2 separate regions of the Homo sapiens genome follow, and region 2 is linked to region 1. A link is a loop called in an ENCODE intact Hi-C map of the cell type or tissue named here. Cell type or tissue: mesothelial cell of epicardium. All regions are shown on one strand. Links, peaks and the distances in the headings refer to the core of each region. The heading gives the core; the rest is flanking DNA.

The links. Hi-C counts contacts between places; a loop is a spot of excess contacts. Peaks named below come from ENCODE experiments on the same cell type or tissue, not always from the same donor. Only the 100,000 strongest peaks of a DNase experiment are listed, where the experiment ranks them.
Region 2: a loop joins it to region 1, with 33 times the contacts of the local background. A loop is called at or near these places in 34 of 110 quality-filtered maps.

Annotation. Positions count from the first base shown.
Region 1 is chr9:93,077,178-93,086,792 of GRCh38, reverse strand. SUSD3 (sushi domain containing 3) reads right to left here. Exons shown (of 5, transcript NM_145006.4): 3 at 8,800-8,947; 4 at 7,191-7,322; 5 at 1,660-2,256. The coding sequence ends at 2,046. Among named protein-coding and RNA genes, the nearest start is that of CARD19, 14 kb to the left of the region's middle. RefSeq lists an enhancer at 3,638-4,266. In mesothelial cell of epicardium, for the core only: no CTCF peak of the experiment used is centred there; no DNase peak of the experiment used is centred there.
Region 2 is chr9:93,141,482-93,151,096 of GRCh38, reverse strand. LOC124902212 (a long non-coding RNA gene) reads right to left here. Exons shown (of 3, transcript XR_007061665.1): 2 at 3,034-3,414; 3 at 2,728-2,764. LOC124902213 (a long non-coding RNA gene) reads right to left here and starts at 2,696. Exons shown (of 2, transcript XR_007061667.1): 1 at 2,667-2,696; 2 at 1,821-2,231. RefSeq lists a silencer at 4,356-4,650 and enhancers at 6,673-6,812, 6,400-7,272, 7,273-8,145. In mesothelial cell of epicardium, for the core only: no CTCF peak of the experiment used is centred there; no DNase peak of the experiment used is centred there.

The sequences.
Region 1 (9,615 bases), core at 4,534-7,033:
TGGGAGGCTGAAGGTGTAGTTTTAACTGGCCCAGGACAAATGTGGGGCTCAGAGTTGAAAGAGAGGGTAGGGCAGAGAGCTACAGAATGAGCTCCGAGTTCATTTTAAGTAGAAGCAAACAAGAGGTACAGCAGCAGGTAGAAATGTCTAAAACCACACCTGCAGTAGGCATGGCTATGTACACACAGGCCTGCAGTACAAATAACCCCTCTGGGAGTGAAGCTGGGAGAATAAGAAATTAGTCTTTTTTTTTTTTTTTTTGAGACAGAGTTTCATTCTTGTTGCCCAGGCTGGAGTGCAATGGCGCCATCTCAGCTCACTGCAACCTCCGCCTCCCGGGTTCAAGCGATTCTCCTGTTTCAGCCTCCCAAGAAGCTGGGATTACAGGTGCATGCCTCCATGCCCAGCTAATCTTTGTACTTTTAGTAGAGACATGGTTTCATCATTGGTCAGGCTGGTTTCACACTCCTTACCTCAGGTGATCAGCCTGCCTTGGCCTCCCAAAGCGCTGGGATTACAGGCGTGAGCCACTGTGCCCGACCAAAATTAGTCACCTTTTATAAAATTGCTTTGACAAGTGATTGGGTTAAAGGTGACTGTGATGCTTGAACCCAGGAGGCGGAGGTTGCAGTGAGCCCAGATCGCACCACTGCACTCCAGCCTGGGCGATAGAGTAAGACCTTGTCTCAGAAAAAAAAAAAAAAGGTGACTGTGATGGTCGTAAAGTGTGTCTGCCAATTCTCTTCTCACCAGTCAACACTCTTCCCACCTAGCAGTGGAGTCCAACTCTCTGCCCCTTGATTAGAAGGCAGCCTTGACTCCCAGTGAACAGACACAGCATGACTTCCGAGGCTGGGATCTGAAAGGCAAAATGGCCTCCACCTGGTGCTCACATTGCAACTCCACCTTGAACGCCGGCTGCCATGTTGTGAGGAAGCCCAGGCCACATGAGGCTGCCATGTGGGGGTGCTATGGCTGTGAAATAAAATCTTAAGCCCCACTGACTGACTGAATGGACCTGTCTTGGCCAAGGAGAACTGCCCATGACTAAGACAGGTCAGTCATGCCTCAGTACACTCCTTCCTTGCTAACCAATACCAGATTTTTTTCTTCAGAGTTAAACAGAAACTAGCTCTGAAAACAAACAAACAAACAAACAAAAAAAGGGAAGTCTCCTCTGCTGACTCTAACATCAACCAACCACTGTTACCTTTGTATTTTTCAGTATTAGAAATAATTATTTAGCTGGGCACGGTGGCTCACGCCTGTAATCCCTGCACTTTGGGAGGCCGAAGCAGGTGGATCACAAGGTCAGGAGATCGAGACATCCTGGCTAACACGGTGAAACCCCATCTCTACTAAAAATACAAAAAATTAGGTGGGCGTGGTGGTGGGCACCTGTAGTCCCAGCTACTCAGGAGGCTGAGGCAGGAGAATCGCTTGAACCTGGAAGCGGAGCTTGCAGTGAGCAGAGATTGCACCACTGCACTCCAACCTGGGCGACAGAGTGAGACTCTGTCTCAAAAAAAAAAGAAATAATTATTTAGTTTTACTTCATACCCCTCAACTGCACTTTTACAGACAACAGATGCAGAACCCTCCATGGGTCCTTGCTTGGAAGCAGTACATCCTGTGGAGGAAGATGCTGAGGTAGTTTTCTGTAGTTGCTGAAAAGAAGTTTATTGCTATTTTCTTATTTTATTATACAAAACTAGATTTGCTTAAAACATTTCCCAGTCTCTTTAAAGGAATGCTAGTTAGTGGGAGGCCACAGCTAGTAAATTACCCTCAGTAGTGGTTTCAAGTAGTCCATAACTATAAAAATCGTTACGGCCAGGATATGCCGGAACAGAACACTCCCCACTGGGGTCCTCAGCCTTGGATGTCAGCTCGGCCCCTCAAGGGGTCCCTACACCTGGAAGCTGATTCCACTCATCAGTCTCGAGCTGGGCGCATGTGGAGTTGATGTGGAGTTGTAGCTGACTGGCTGGTGGGGTCAGCCTGGCCTCCCAGTGTGGAGCATGGGCACCAGCCTCACTGCGTGGTCACCCTAGGGCATATGCTGCGGGCTGTTGTGGCATTCCTGTGGCCAGCCCAGAGGCAGGCAGGGGCTGTCTGGGGTTTGCCATGTGCACCATCACCTGGGCTTGGGGTGAGCTGGAGGAGCCACTGAGGCTTAGAGCTCTGGGGATCCCAGGGTCCTTGTCCACGCTGCGGGTCACACTGGCCAGCTTGCTGGTGCTCTCACCATGGTCTCTGTGGAGAGAGGAGGCATGAGTTGGCAAAAGAGTGTGGATAGGGTTTAATCCCCAACTCCATACCTTCCCAGGTACCCAGGCCCTCCAGTGGGCCTGGGGCAACTGCTGCCCTGAGCACTGGGGAGCCCGTTTCCTCCTGCTGGGAGCTGCCCTGCACCCTAAGGTGCACAGAGGTCACTCCATCTCCCTGCCGGGCCCTGTTGGCAAGTGGGTCCTTCATCTACACAACCAGGGCGTGGCCCAGGAGTCAGACACTTGCCCCCCTAAGGTGTGGGAAGGGACTTCCTGGGGCTCATTCAGAGTGTGCAGAAACCACCAGGAACCCAGCTGTCTGGCCAGGGCCTGGGATGTCCCAGGCAGAGAAGGGATGCTGGGGAGCAGGAGGTCAAGGGGAGGACATCTTCCCTCCTGCCAGGCCTGCCTCTTTGGTAGCCAGGAGCTGGATCACCCACCTGCTCCACCCTCAGTACTCTTGTGGCTCTCTACTCCCCCAGATACAAACCAAGCCATTCCCCAGGCTGACCAGACCCTGGCCCTGTCCCATCTCCAGCCTCCACACACACACTGGCCTCTGCTCCATGTGGGCTGCCTGGCGGCTCCCACCTCCAGCCCTTTGCATGTCCTCTCCTCCCCTCAGAGGCTGTCTCTCTCCCCTCCCAAAGCAGGCTCTCTTAGTCCTTTCACTTCCGGCATCACCTCTTCCAGGAAGCCTTCCTGGATCACGGCTCCCACCCACAACTAATTCTCAGAAAAACTCTAGTAAGTAGTAGGAATTAAGAAATGATCTGCTTATGCAATGAGTAAGTGAAAGCATCAATAACTGGTGGAGACGAAAGGCAGCTTCGGGGAGGCAGGAGCCAGACTGACTCCACCCAGCCTCACTTACTGGTTGTGTGGGAGTCTACACAAGTTTCTTAACCTGCCTAGTTCTTCACCTGGAAAACGGGATAAAAGTAGTACCCACCCCTAGGTGAAAAGAGTTAATATTTGGAAGAGTTCAGAACAGTGCCTGGCACATTGCAAGTGCTGAGAAGTACTTATGAAATAAAAACAAGGTCAAGAGGCAAACCTCACCTTGCTAAAGGCAATTTACCACCTATGGAGGCAGCCTGGGCCCTGCCTGAGGGGTGGGCAGCCCCAGCACAGGCATATCCCGAGGATCCTGCCTGGGAGCCCGGGGCCCAGGGCTGGGGACTCAGGGAACTCTGCCTCCATCGGCTTTGTAGCCCTGGGCAGGACCCGCCTTCTCTGAGTCCCCATGAAGCTGGGCTGAGTGCTCGAGGTCTCCATGTGTGAGAGAGCTCCGGGAAGGGGCTCTGCCCTAAGGGTCCCCCTCCCAATCCCCCTCAGCCTCACCACCACTTCCTGCCTCTTGAGCTGACTGTCAGAGTGGCCCCTAAGCCGGCCTCCTCCAGCCTCTCACGGCCCTGTCAGGGTGCCTCCCTCCCGCCCTGGCTCTCTCACTCCCCAGAGGGGGTGAACACAGCCCTGTACACAGATCTGTGGCCACTCTTGGACGGGACGCACACGTCCGACCACACACTGCACAAGTTCCCGCAGTGTAAGAGGCAGGGTCTGTGGCGCTGGGACCAGGCAGAAGTGTGGCCCCAAACAGCACCCCTGGGAGCCCCTCGGCATCATGCTCTGGCCAGCAAAGCCCCTGCGGCAGCGGCAGCAGCTGTGGCTGCCATCATCCTGGACACCATGTTGCCTTGAGAGGCAATTGTTCCTTCCCCCATTCCATGGGCACTTTCCCAGTTATGACACAGGATGATCTGGTCCCAGTGCTGTAATGGGGAGTGGGGATCACAGGTGGGGCAATGGAGGAGCTCTGAAAGTGGCTTTGGATATCTCACTACCCAAAAGGAAAGGCATTAGCCACCATGGCCCCAACAAAACTAAAATAAAAAGGAAAGGGGGTCAGGCACGGTGGCTCACGCCTGTAATCCCAGCACTTTGGGAGGCCGAGGTGGGCAGATCACGAGGTGAGGAGATCGAGACCATCCTGGCTAACACAGTGAAACCCTGTCTCTACTAAAAATACAAAAAATTAGCTGGGCATGGTGGCGGACACCTGTGGTCCCAGCTACTTGGGAGGCTGAGGCAGGAGAATGGTGTGAACCCGGGAGGCGGAGCTTGCAGTGAGCCGAGATCGCGCCACTGAACTCCAGCCTGGACGACAGAGCAAGACTCCGCCTCAAAAAAAAAAAAAAAAAAAAAAAAAGGAAAGAGGCCTAAAAAATGTACAGCCAATTGATGGGTCAGGTGCCCTCCCACAACACATGGAGCAAAACATTTGGAGGTAATTCAGCAGAGAAAACAGAAAATGACTCATGCCAGCAATGGCACTGGTGAGCCAAGGCTGGAGAAAACATTCTTCCTCGACATTCATCAAAGAAATGCTGACGGAAACTACCCACACAACTTGTAGCTACTGTAAGAAACAAATGATAAACAAATGGTCAGCACTCAGTGATGATGCAGTTACCAGAAAAATATGGCCACATTCACTTGTACCAGAGCTCCCAGGGAAAGAATGTGGTCATAAAATATTCAGACTGTTGGGCCTAAACAATCGATTCCTAGGATCAGCCCCAAGAGTTGTGGTCTTGAAAAAGAAAAACAGCACTAAGCAAAAAGACACTGACCACGCCTGACCACTCAACAGGGGAGGGTCTAGCAGATATTGGAAGCTTTGGAATAATGGGCTGCTGTAAGGAATGATAGCCTGGAGGCCTCAGACCACCATGGTGACCTGGAACGTGTTGCTAAGTGCAGAAGTATCAATGGCAGCATTTCGGCTACATCCTTGTTGATGTAATACACACTTGAAGCGTCAGGAAAGGAGACAGAAAGGTGAATTCCTTCCCTGCAGGTGTTGGCCAGACCCAGCACGGTGTGTGTAACCCAGGGCCACAGAGACCACCATCTCCTGTGCCTCAGTTTCCCCATCTGCATAAGGTCGTAAGAGTGGCAACGACAGTAACAGCCAGTATTCAATGAGCTCTCACCCTGGGCCTGGCGAGAGAGGCACACACCCGGACTCAGGTAACCTCAACAACTTGAAAGGGTGAGCGCTACTGCAATCCTCACTTTACAGGTGAGGAAACCGAGGCATGGAGCTGTTAGTCATACAGTGAGGCCATGAGGGCTGGGACCAAGTGCACTGCAGCCTCGAAAGACTCCAGCAGGAGGGCCTGAAGGAAGGGAACACAAGCTCAATGATGTCGTCTGGATGCCCGCCCAGACCCCGGTGTCTAAGCGCTGTTCTCCACCCACAGAAACAGGGCTCCCAGAGCAGTGGCCAACCGCAGAGATGGGCACAGAAAGCATGAGATGGGCCTGGAACATCTTGTGCAAGGCAGGAAGCACTCACAGACTGATGGGGATGGATCAGAAGGACACAGGCCATGGCTTGGCAGAGCTCCTACTGCCAAGAACTGGAGCCCACAAAAAGTGTGCTTGAAAATAATGTGGGGGAAGGGGCATGAATGAGGTTGCCTGGCTTAGCTGGTGACCATGAGAATGGGAGGCAGGGACAGGAGATCTGTGACAATATTCTACTTTTGTGTATTTGTGAACTTTTCCCAAAATAAAAGTTTCAGAAAAGAATATTCATGAGTTCATGTGATGCTAAAACAACAAAACAAAATCAAAAGAAAGGAAAGAAAAAAACAGCTCATCCTCATCCCTGATAGAAGGAATGTCAGAAGTGCAACAGAATTAACAAAGTCACCATTCTGTAATGCCCAAGGCAAGAGCGGATCTGGCAGGATCAGCCTTGCACGCTGAGACCACAAGTCAGAGGCCGCTGAGACAGTGGAGGGACACTTGCAGAGCCCCTTCCTCAGGCTCTGACAGTGGAGGGACCTGGGGGGCTTCGCCTCAGCCAAGAGACCCCATTCCATGTGGCCCGTGGGGGCAGCCTGGCCCATGTCTGTGATCTGCACATGTAGCCCTGCACCAGAAATGCAGAGCCGGGCCTGGTCACACAGAAACACCAGACAGACGCAGACAGGAGCCTCTGCATGCGACCACTGGCCTGGAACCCTCAGAAGACTATGCCATGAAAAACTGAAGGCCCATACCAGTTTAAGGAGCCCAGAGACCTGGTGGCTGAGTGCTGCGTGTGATTATGGACATTCTCCACTCAACAGGCCACGTGCAATCAATATTAGATTTCTGTTAGTTTTGTTTTTTTTTTTTTTTTTTTTTTGAGACGGAGTCTCGCTCTGTCGCCCAGGCTGGAGTGCGGTGGCACAACCTTGGCTCACTACAAGCTCCGCCTCCTGGGTTCAAGTGATTCTCCTGTCTCTGCCTCCCAAGTAGCTGGGATTAAAGGCACACTCCGCCACACCCAGGTAATGTTTGTGTTTTTAGTAGAGACGGGATTTCACCATGTTGGCCTCGAACTCCTGACCTCAGGTGATCCTCCCACCTCAGCCTCCCAAACTGCTGGGATTACAGGTGTGAGCCACCAAGCCTGGCCAATCAGTATTAAATTTCTGGACTCAGAAAAAGAATGTCCTTATATTGGTTCAGGGCAAAAAAATGTATGTGTGTATTAAGAGAGAGAGAAAGGAGAGGGACAGAGCACGGGAGGGAGAGCAAGTGACTGCAGCTCAGTGCAGAGCCCTGCTGGGTGTAGGTGGAGGGAACACAGGTGTGTAGAAGCTTCAGCTTCCCTGGAGGGTGGACCCTCCAGATGAAAACACTGCTGGGGGCAGTTCTGAGTCCTAGAATGTCAGAGTCAGGACAGAGTGCTACAAGGACCACCAGCCTCTTGTTTTAGAGATGGGAGTTAAGGTTCTGGGTGGGCTAGGCGTGTGGGAGCAGCAGGCTCTCAGCGTGTGGGAGCAGCAGGTGGCCCGGGGCCTGACCAAGCTGGACCCCTTGTCCCCCAGCATGTCCCCTACCCAGACCCGGGCTCACGTGGTGAAGCTGTGGTTGTCGTGCGCCTGGCTGGGCCCGCTCACGGGTTTGTTGAAGTGCTTGAGGCCAAGGTATGCGGCCTGCACCGTCTCCAAGTCCTCATCTTTCAGCTGGGACCACAGCTGGGCTGACCTGGAGGAGAGTTTGGGAGGAAGGACTCTGAGCATGCAGGTGTATCCCTGACGGTGGTGGAAACAGGCTCCATGTAGGCCCAGGGCACCGTCTGCAGGACCAGTGCAGGCTGGCAAACCTCTCAAAGAGCTGGGCAGTGGATGTTTTTGGTGTGGTGAGACACATGATTTCTCCCACAGCTAAACTCTGCAATTGCAGCCCAAAAGTAGCCACACACCAGTAGACAATGAACATGGCTGTGTTCCAATAAAACTTTACTTACAAATACAGGTGGTGGAAAGTTCTAGGGCTGGACAGTGCTAATGGCTGCACTACATCGTGAACATACTTAATGCTACTGAACTGTAGACGTTAAAAAGGTTAAGTTTTGGCCAGGCGCAGTGGCTCATGCCTGTAATCCCAGCACTTTGGGAGGCCGTGGCAGGTGGATCATGAGGTCAGGAGCTCGAGACCATCCTGGCTAACACGGTGAAACCCCGTCTGTACTAAAAATACAAAAAAAAATTAGCTGAGCATGGTGGCGGGCGCTTGTAGTCCCAGCTACTCGGGAGGCTGAGGCAGGAGAATGGCGTGATCCCAGGAGGTGGAGCTTGCAGTGAGCTGAGATGGAGCCACTGCACTCCAGCCTGGGCGACAGAGTGAGACTCCGTCTCAAAAAAAAAAAGGTTAAGTTTTATGTATTGATATTTTACCACAATAAAAAATAAAAACAAAAAATAATAATAAATTACCATGGGGAAAAAACCTGACAGACAGCCGGACTTCGCTGGTGGGCTGTGGTTAACCAGCCCTCCATCTGCAGTGACAGTGACTCCCTCTCAAGGTTTAGGGGGCGTGTGTGGCAGCCCTGCAGGCCGTTAACACAGCAGAGTACATACTGCATATGTGTGCAGGTTTAAGAATAAAACGGGCCGGGCGCGGTGGCTCACGCCTGTAATCCCAGCACTTTGGGAGGCAGATCACTGGGCGGATCACCAGAGGTCAGGAGTTTGAGACCAGCCTGGCCAATATGGTGAAACCCCATCTCCACTAAAAATACAAAAAATTAGCCGAGTGTGGTGGTACATACCTATAATCCCAGCTTCTAGGAAGGCTGAGGCAGGAGAATTGCTTTAACCCAGGAGGCGGAGGTTGCAGTGAGCTGAGATCACGCTACTGTACTCTGTCGCCTGGGTGACAGAGCAAGACTCCGTCTCAAAAAAAATAAATAAATAAAATAATCCCCCGTGAACCCATAGCCTGGCCTAAGAGCAGGGCCTTGGGGGCCCACATGTCCCCCAGCTGTGATGCTGCCCCTGGCTGCTGCGTGGGCCGGGAGCAGCACTTGGGGGGGAGACGCAGGCCCAGAGCAGCAGTGGTAGGAACGGGTGCCCTGAGGGCAGTGCCGGGGTTCCCTTGAAACACTCTGTCCTTTCCTCCTCCCATGGTGCCAAGAGGCGCCTCCCGGGAGGACCCTGAGATCATGAGGCCACCGTACCTGTTGGAGCGCCGCCGCTTGCTCTTCTTCACGCACTTGAGGAGGCAGCAGGTGAGGAAGGCCATGGACATGAGCAGGATGATGGCACAGCTCACAATGGAGGCGATCACGGCCACCTTGAAGCCAAAGGTCTCGTGTGGTGGCACCACTGTGTGGGAGACAACCACCAGCTCCTGGGCGAGGTTTGCCCAGATTTGCTTGGCCCAGGGGTTGGGGGTCTCAGGGGTGGTACGGGTAGGGCCTGGGTGTAGACAGGGCCTGGGCAGCCCTCAGTGAGCCCTGTTTGCATGGTAAGGGGGCAGTGAGGTGCTGGGGGCTGAGGCAAAGATCTGTGCAAACTATATTTGGAGGTGGGACTATCAGAGAAGACTCTCCCCAAGAAGCAGGTTATTTGAGCAGGGTGTGTAGGAGTATGCAGAGTGGCTATTTAAAGGGGGTATTTAAGCAGGGTTTTCCAGGGTGTGTAGGAGTGTGCAGAGTGGCTAACTGAAGAGGGTATTTGAGCAGGGTTTTGTAGGGTATGTAGAAGTCTGCAGAGTGGTCAATTACAGAAGTTCTGGCAGGGAGTTCAGAGTGATGGCCTCCTTGGCTCCTACCCACTGAAGTCCTGCCTGAGGAATGAAGGAAGGGTGGGCCACAGAGAGGAGGTGACAATAGACAGTACTGAGGAGGCCTTGCCCAGCCCATGGTCTGGGTTTTCACAATGCCCCAAGGTGGCAACATTCTTCAGGGGGCCTACATGCCTTCTCAGGTCACTTTCCAGGAAGGTCCAAAATACTATGTATCTGCTGTGTGACCTCAGCTATGCTCCAAAAA
Region 2 (9,615 bases), core at 2,596-5,095, 66 kb before region 1:
TCTCTCTCTCCACACTCTCTCTTATTTTTGTCCTCCTCTGTGAAGCTTTCCAAGAACTCTATGTTCTTCAGTCTTTTCCGTACTCAGACCCCACGGTCCTGACCCATCATGGCACAACTGTGAGGCCCCACTATTACTGCCTCACCTGCTTCATTTGCAATCCAGGACACTGAGTCAAAAGGAACCTCTGTGCTGGGCGCAGTGGCTCATGCCTGTAATCCCAGCACTTTGGGAGGCTGAGGCAGGTGGATCACCTGAGGTCAGGAGTTCAACCTCACCAACATGGTGAAACCCCGTCTCTACAAAATTAGCCGGGCGTGGTGGCGGGTGTCTGTAGTCCCAGCTACTTGGGAGGCTGAGGCAGGAGACTCACTTGAGCCCAGGAGGTGGAGGTTGCAGTGAGCCGAGATCGCACCACTGCACTCCAGCCTGGGCAACAGAGTGAGACTCATCTCAAAATAATAATAATGATAATAATGTAGGAAGTACACATGGCACTGCACCAGAGGCAAGTCCTCTGAAGAAGGGCATTTTTGTTATCTAACAAATAAACAGATGGACAGGGAAAGACCAGCAGGGCTACAAATGTGCCATGTGCCCCCTGGGGGAACTGGGAAAGGACGGCAAGGGCACAGAGGAAGCAAATCTCATCCCATCACCCAGAGGACACCACTGGTAACATTTCAATGTTTATTTCCTATGTATCTGCATTTACATCATTGCTGATTATTCAGCTCTGCAGTCTTTTCCAAGAAAGGCTGTAGAGTCAGCTTTGACGGGCTCCACTGTACTTCCTGTAATGCTTGCACATATTCTATCATATGGCGGTACCGTAATTTATCTTTTCTCTGGCATACATCTAAGTTGCCTACAACTTTTCCTTATTACATATAATGCCATGGTGAATTATGCATAAAGCTTTTATCTTATTAAAAAATATCTCCCTGGCTGGGCGCAGTGGCTCACGCCTGTAATCCCAACACTTTGGGAGGCCGAGGCAGGGGGATCACGAGGTCAGGAGATAGAGACCATCCTGGCTAACACAGTGAAACCTCATCTCTACTAAAAATACAAAAAATTAGCCAGGCGTGGTGGCGGGCGCCTGTAGTCCCAGCTACTCAAGAGGCTGAGGCAGGAGAATGGTGTGAACCTGGGAGGCGGAGCTTGCAGCAAGCCGAGATTGCACCACTGCATTCCAGCCTGGGTGACATGCAAGACTCCGTCTCAAAAAAAAAAAAAAAAAAAAAAATATATATATATATATATATATATATATCTCCCTATAATAGATTCCCAGAAGCAAAATTATTTGGGTCAAGGAATATAAATATTTTAAAGGCTGTGGATAAATCTTGCAACTTTATCATCTGGAAAAGTCAAGCCTATTCTTATTCCTACCAGCTGTATATGGAAGTGTTTATCCTGTAGCAATTGTGGAAGTTTGGATATTCTCAGATTTCAAAAAGGGAGTTTTGTTTATTCCACAGGAAGTGAAAAATCATGAATCAGTTTCAATATGCATTTCTGTACTTCTGGGAATTTTTACTTTTCAAATACATAGTAGTCACTTTCATTTCTCTTGATTCACTGTGGCAGAGGCAATACTAAACGTTTATTTAGTTATATTCTGGGGCATACAACTAAACTATGTTTCTTGGCTCCATGCTCCTGGGTGTGATAACACAGCTTTCTCACCACCTGAATGTGAGAAGAAGTGACCTGCTTCTAGGTGAAAATACTCTGCATCCCTGGGACTTGCGTGCCAAGCAGGAGAGCCCTCCTACCCACATCAGGTGTAAGTGAGTATGAAATAAACCTTATTGTATTAGCCATCAAGTGTGGTTTATTTGATACTGTAGCAGAGCCTGGCCTCTTTTGACCAAAATAGTCACCATTTAAGTTATCATTCCTGCTGTGTAATAAATTAACCTAAAACTTAGTGGTTTAAAAAACAAGAATAATTTACTATCACTAGCAATTTCTATGGGCCAAGAATTCAAGAGAGACTCAACAGGATGGTTCTCTGGGTCTCTCATGAGGCTGCAGTCAGGTGTTGGCCAGAGCTGTGGTCTCATCTGAAGGCTTGGCTGGGACAGCAGATCCACTTTCAAGGTGACTAACTCACACATGGGCAAGTTGGTATTGGCTGCTGACTGGGGGCCGAGTTCCTCCCCAAGGGATTGGTTCTCCTCAGGGCTGCTTTGTCCTTATGACATGGTGGCTGGCTTCCCCTAAAATGAGCAGTCCAGAAGGGAAAGTCTGAAGCCACAGTGTGCTTTATGACCCAGCCTTAGACGTCACACACCATCTACCTCTGCTGGAATTTACTGGCCACATGCAGTCTCCCTGATTTACTGGGAAGGGAGACTATGCTGGTTATGAATACGGAAGCAAGGATCATTGGGGGCCATCCTGAGGCTGGCAATTAATTCTTAAATCACTCAAGTATGTGTGCAGAGATTTATATACCAGGAGAGGATGGCCATTATAGTGTTGTTTTCAGAAGAAAAAAAGAAGGATGCCAGGCACAGTGGCTCACACCTGTAATCCCGGCACTTTGGGAGGCCGAGGCAGGTGGATCACCTGAAGTCAGGAGTTCGAGGCCAGCATGGTGAAACCCGTCTCTACTAAAAATACACAAATTAGCTGGGCGTGGTGGTGGGCACCTGTAATCCCAGCTACTCGGGAGGCTGAGGCAGGAGAATCGCTTGAACCCAGGAGGTGGAGGTTGCAGTGAGCCGCGATGGTGCCATTGCACTCCAGCCTGGGTGACAAGAGGGAAAATCCATCTTAGTAAATAACTAAATAAATAAATAAATAAAGGAAAAGATAAATGTCCATCAGGTTGAATAAATCATGATATGACCACAAAATAGAATTGCAAGCAGTCACATGTTGCAGAAGAATTTTTATGACATAAAAAGATGTAGTCATACATATAACTGAGTGGCAAAACAATATGTAGAGTGATTCTGATTGGTAAAGAGTGTCTTTATTTAAAAAAGCATAGGAAAAGTGTGAAAGGGTATATACCTGGGATATTTTGGTCATCAATCAGCAAGTGGCAAGTGTCCACACCCCTCACCTCCCACTGTGGGTGAGGGACCCTTTCCCACAACGTTGGACTTGCTTTGGTCAATGGAAAGTGGAGAGCAGTATTCATGGTCAGTTCTGAGACTATGCCATCAGTTGTCTTGCATGCTCCACTTGCCTCTCTGGCAGCTTCTGACTTTCCATATGGGAGGAACATTTCCTGAGAACCAGGTGGGCCCAGGAGAATGAGAGACACACAGAGCAAGGCCACAGTTGGGACCAAGTCCACCAAGATCAGCCAAATGCCAACCAACCCACAGGTGCAAGAGCAAGACATAAATACTCACCCTTGGCTGCCTCTGAGGTTCACGGTTGCTGTTACTGAGGATACAATATCAAAACATGGACAGTTTTTATTTCTGGGCAACAGAATTATTTTTTTTCTTACCTTTGTTTTCTAAACTTTTTACAATGAACTTACTTTTTAAAATAAGAAAAATGTTATTTGGCTGGGCATGGTGGCTCATGTCTGTAATCCCAGCACTTTGGGAGGCCGAGGCAGGTGGATCACTTGAGGTCAGATGTTCAAGACCAGCCTGGCCAACATGATGAAACCCCATCTCTATTAAAAATACAAAAAGTTAGCTGGGCTTGGAGGCGGGTGCCTGTAATCCCAGCTATTCAGGAGGCTGAGGCAGGAGAATCACTTGAACCCGGGAGGCGGAGGTTGCAGTGAGCTGAGATTGTGCCACTGCACTCCAGCCTGGGCAATAAGAGTGAAACTATCTCTCAAAAAAAAATTATTTAAGCCTACATGTATGTAAAGCAAGCTTTTGGGAAGTTTAAAAAGAAAACCTTGCCCACAAACTCACCTTATGTCTCTGTTCTGCTCCTCACCCAGATGTATGGTAATCTAATGATAATTCCAGTATGCATACTTGGATAGTCCATCTTTTCTCTAAAGATACATTGTAAACACTCTTCCATGTTGGTACACATCCTCCATGACTAACATTTACAGTGTGTAGTGTGTATTAGTCAGTTTTCATGCTGCTATAAAGACATACTGGAGACTGGGCAATTTACAAAAGAAAGAGATTTAACCGACTCACAGTTCCATGTGGCTGGGGAGGCCTCACAATCATGATGGAAGGCGAAAGGCACGTCTCACATGGTGGCAGACATGAGAAGAATGACAGCGAAGAGACAGGGGTTTCCCCATATTAAACCATCAGATCTCATGATCCTTATTCACTACCACGAGAACAGTATGGGGGAAACCGCCCCCATGATTCATTTATCTCCCACTGGGTCCCTCCCACAACACAAGGGAATTATGGGAGCTACAATTCAAGATGAGATTTGGGTGGGGACACAGCCAAACCATATCACAGTGACTGACGGAACATTCCACCAAGTGAATTTCAGAACATAGCATGCTTGTGTTTTTCCCACTGTTGGAAATTTCAGTTGTTTCTGACTTGTCATGCTTAACAATCAGGGGGCAATGGATATCTTCATGCATGTGCTTCTCCACCTTTCTTTGGGTTTCCCAAACATAAAGTCACACACTTGAGACTACATGAGAGGAAATGAATATTTGAATCACTCTTGGCATATATTTTAAAATTTGCCACCCAGAAGAATCAGCCACTGCCCCTCTCCACCAGCTGTATTTACAGGTGCTGGCCTGAGGCAGACAATGCAGATAACCCAGCTGTGTTCCGCAGGAAATGAGCTCTGATTTTATTCTGAGGGACACTGTACCTAGCCTACCTTGTAAATAGTGGTAGCAATGAAATGTAAGAAGAATTAATTGAGTGGGTCATCTGGAAAGCTCCATAAGAGGGGACAACTGGAAATGAGCCCTGCTGTGCTCCCAACATCTGCTTCCTGCTGTGATGGTTGGCTAGCCAGCAGCCCTCATGGACCATGAGGCTACTTTGAGGATGGAATTTATACACTTTGCAAAGCAGAAAAGAAAGATCCCCAGTAACATTATGGGGGCCAAGCATGGTGGCTCACGCCTGTAATCCCAGCACTTTGGGTGGCCAAGGAGGGCAAATCACTTGAGGTCAGGAGTTCGAGACCAGCCTCACCCACAGGGTGAAACCCCGTCTACTAAAAATACAAAAATTAGCCAGGCATGGTAGTGGGCACCTGTAATCCCAGCTACTCAGGAGGCTGAAGCAAGAGAATTGCTTGAACCCAGGAGGCAGAGGTTGCAGTGAGCCGAGATTGCCCCACTGCACTCCAGCCTGGGAGACAGAGCAAGACTCTGTCTCAAAACACAAAAACAGAAACAAAAGAAACAGGCCACACGGCTGGGCATGGTGGCTCACGCCTGTAATCCCAGCACTTTGGGAGGTCGAGGCGGGTGGATCATGAGGTCAGGGGATCGAGACCATTCTGGCTAATACGGTGAAACCCCGTTCTCTACTAAAAAATACAAAAAATTAGCTGGGTGTGGTGGCGGGCACCTGTAGTCCCAGCTACTCAGGAGGCTGAGGCAGGAGAATGGTGTGAACCCGGAAGGCGGAGCTTACAGTGAGCCAAGATCACACCACTGCACTCCAGACTGGGCGACAGAGTGAGACTCCGTCTCAAAAAAAAAAAAAAAAAAAGAAACAGGCCAGGCACGGTGGCTCAGGCCTGTAATCCCAGCACTATGGGAGGCCAAGGTGGCTGGATCACTTGAGGTCAGGAGGTCGAGACCAACCTGGCCAACATGATGGAAACCTGTCTTTACTAAAAATACAAAAAAAAAAAAAATAGCTGGGTGGGGCAGCAGGCACCTGTAATCCCAACTACCTGGGAGGCTGAGAAAGGAGAATCACTTGAACCCGGGGGCAGAGGTTGCAGTGAGCTGAGATTGCACCATTGCACTCCAGCCTGAGTGAAACTCCATCTCAAAAAAAAAAAAATTACGGGGGTACCATGCTGGCCTTAGATTGCCTATATCCAGGCTTTTTTCATGTGAGAGAAAAACACATCCTAATTAGTGAAGCCTTTGAATCTTCAATCTCTGTACTGGCAACGAGACTGCTTTTTACCTCTCCAAAACCTTACTATCATTGGTTTTTAGTATATTACAATGATAGAAATTATTTATAGGTATCAAAAGGGGCTTAATTCTTTTGCAATCTGGATATTTTGAGAGTCATTATAGGCAGAAGAAATAACACAAGCAAAGTTGTACAAGCTGGGAAAGACAGGCATTTTCAGGGACACATCAGTTACTTCCTGGAGTGTCTGCCTGTCTGCTCTCGCCTTACTAAGAGAAAGAAGGTGAAGTCATATTGTGGAGACCCTTGCTGCCAGGTGAGACATGAATTCCATTCCCATCATGGAGAACCATGGAGGCAGGGTGTCACAGTGGAGACAATCTATGTTTCCATCTCCCTCCCTCTCTCTCTCTCATTTCTTCCATCCCTCCTTCTGTCTGTCTCCATCTGTCTCCCTTCTTCCTTCTCCCTGCAAGTCTTCCCCTTTCCCCTCCCTGCCTCTCTCCCTCCAGTTGCAGCAGGAGCGTTCTCAGGGAATGCCCTGTCTGGGACAGAACAACTCACAGGGGAACATGGACGGGTCGCACAGCTTGGAGAAGGAGTTGGAAAGCCGACACCCTCCACAGCAGGCGAGCCCAGCCCTGCTGGCACTCTGTGAAAGGCTATTTCTGTGTTTCCTGTGTTCAGACCAAGACATGCCATCCCTGCCTGATAAATGCCCCTTTGTGCTGGAAGGGTTCTCATAAACCCATGAGATGCTCTCAGCCAGACCCAACTGCACGTGGCCCTGAGCTCTGCCCGGCAACAGTACTGCTGGGGCCGGGACCCCTGCCAGCCTAGACGCCATCAGAGCCAGAGACAGGAAATGTGGCATTCTGGGGAGCCGCCCCGGAGGCTATGTGGCTTCTACACAGCACAGGCAACATCCACAGGTGGGACAGGCAGCCATGCCACAGTGAGGCCCCAGGTCACATGCAGAGGCCTGGCTCATGGCCAGACCTGCCTTAAATGTGGAGCTGGGAACTGAGGGGTCTGGCGACTCTGCTCCTTGGGATCCACTTCCTGAGCAGCAGTGGCCACAGGACGAGTCCCTGTGGTTGTTTGGCCCCACCCACCCCATGTCCGGCCATGAGGACACACCTCACATCCTACCTGATCTGTGTGTGTGTGTGTGTCTGTGTGTGTGTGTGTGTGTGTGTAGACAGAGTCTCGCTCTGTCGCCCAGGCTGGAGTGCAGTGGTGCGATCTCAGCTCACTGCAACCTCTGCCTCCTGGGTTCAAGCTATTCTCCTGCCTCAGCCTCCTGAATACCTGGGATTATAGGCGCCTGCCACCACGCCCAGCTAATTTTTGTATTTTTAGTAGAGACGGGGTTTCACCATGTTGGTCAGCTGGTCTTGAACTCCTGACCTTAGGTGATCCACTCTCCTTGACCTCCCAAAGTGCTGGGATTATAGGCGTGAGCCACCGCGCCCAGCCCCTACCTGCTCTTGACAGGAACCAGGGGGTCCCAGGGGCGGTCCCCTGCACAGTGCCACTTCCCTGGCAGCACCCCCACCCTCAGAACTCCACGTCCACCTTCCTTGGACTGGCATATTTCAACTTCCAAATTTTTCCTATAGGCTTCAGTTAAAAGGAAGGAATAGAACCAGAGGTTCGCCACCAAAGCAAGACTCCAGGGAAATTTGGAAGGAGAAGCAGCTGTGGAAACCAGCGTTTTCAGACCGTGAGGCACAGGTGGCCTTCAGATGAGGCCGACAGTGGCCGGGGCAAAGAGCAGAGGACAGAGAGCGAAGGGCATGCCCCCCTGCTTGCCGTCTGCAGTCGCATTCTCTGCAAATAAGGTCGTCTGGGACCCCTGCTTTTCAAGGTTATTGTCCCAGATGATGTATCTTTTTTTTTTTTTCTTTGAGACAGGGTCTCACTCTGTCACCCAGGCTGGAGTGCAGTGGCAAAATTTCCACCCGCTGCAACCTCCAACCCCTGGTTCAGGCAATTCTCGTGCCTCAGCCTCCCGAGTAGCTGGGATTACAGGCATGCACCACCACGCTAGCTAATTTTTGTATTTTCAGTAGACATGGGGTGTTGTCATGTTGGCCAGGCTGGTCTCGAACTCCTGACCTCAAGTGATCCGCCTGCCTTGGCCTCCCAAAGTGCTGGGATTACAGGTGTGAGCCACCACACCTGGCCCCTGATGACATATCCTTGACCAAAATGAAGGCGACACTCGCTTACCTGCTGGCCTGAATGTGCTCACCAACCCTCTACTTGACCCAGTGAGGACATCCCCAGCCTGAACACAATGATCCCAACCAGCATGAAAACATGTGGGCTGACTCTCTCGGGCTTGGGACGGAGTCCTCTTTAGGCCTCGTCCCTTCACGGATTTATGCAAGGAAAATAACTAAAAATGGTATGTTTATAGTATGTTTGTTTCCAACATGCCACACTGATGACTCCTGACTTTTCCACAGTGGAGGGACACCTGCCTCATGCTGAGGGACAGTGGGAGGGCTTGTGGGAGGCACTGGGCCCCAGACTTACAGGGGGCAGCTTCTCAGAAGCAGGCTCTCCCCTACCTGTGCCCCTGCGTCAATCCTCAGCTTGGCCCACATCCCTGCCTCAGAACTTGCAGGGACAGCTGTGCCCGGTGGCTTGGAGTAGGGTTCCTGGGCCAGCAGCATCAGCCCCTCTGGGCTGGTCCCAGTGAGCTGTGTTCTCACAGAGTTCTGATGCATGTCCAAGTTTGAAAACCGCAGGCCCAACCAGAAACAGGACCAGACAACTCCCTCTAGGCCGGGAGTGATGGTGTTCTACTGGTGTGAGCTCATGCTCAGAAGTCGCAGGCTGACCCCTGTCCCCTCCCTGCCACAGGACAGGGAGGGAGTGGGGACAGGAGGCTTCCACAGCCTGAGCCTGAAGCCCCCACCCCACTGCAGGCTCTTGTGACATTCACAGAGGTCTCCCCCAAGGAAGCTACGGGTAGCCTTGGGCCTGAGGTGGGCTGAGATTCCCTAGGCAGGACAGGAAAGGGCTTTGGCTTGGCTGCGAGGTAGCTCCTGGCACCCAGCCACAGTAGGCAGAGGGTGCAGTGTGGACTCAGGCAATCTGGGTTTGAATCTCAGCTCTCAGAGCCCCAGTTTCCCCGTCTGTAGAAAGGACACAACAACACCATAATGAGATCATGCACACCCCACCTGGGCTACAGTGTGCTCAGCAGTGACTGCTGTTGAAATCCAACCAATAGTCCCATAGACAGTCTTTCTTTTCTTTTCTATACATATATATTTTTTTTTCTTGAGATGGAGTCTTCCTCTGTCATCCAGGCTGGAGTGCAATGGTGAGTTCTTGGCCCACTGCAACCTCTGCCTCCCAGGTTCAAACAATTTTACTGCCTCAGCCTCCCAAGTAGCTGGGACTACCAGCGCCCGCCACCACGCCCAGCTAATTTTTTTTTTTTTTTTTTTTTTTGAGATGGAGTTTCACTCTCGTTGCCCAGGCTGGAGTGCAATGGCACAATCTCAGCTCACTGCAACCTCAACCTCCAGGTTCAAGCGATTCTCCTACCCCAGCCTCC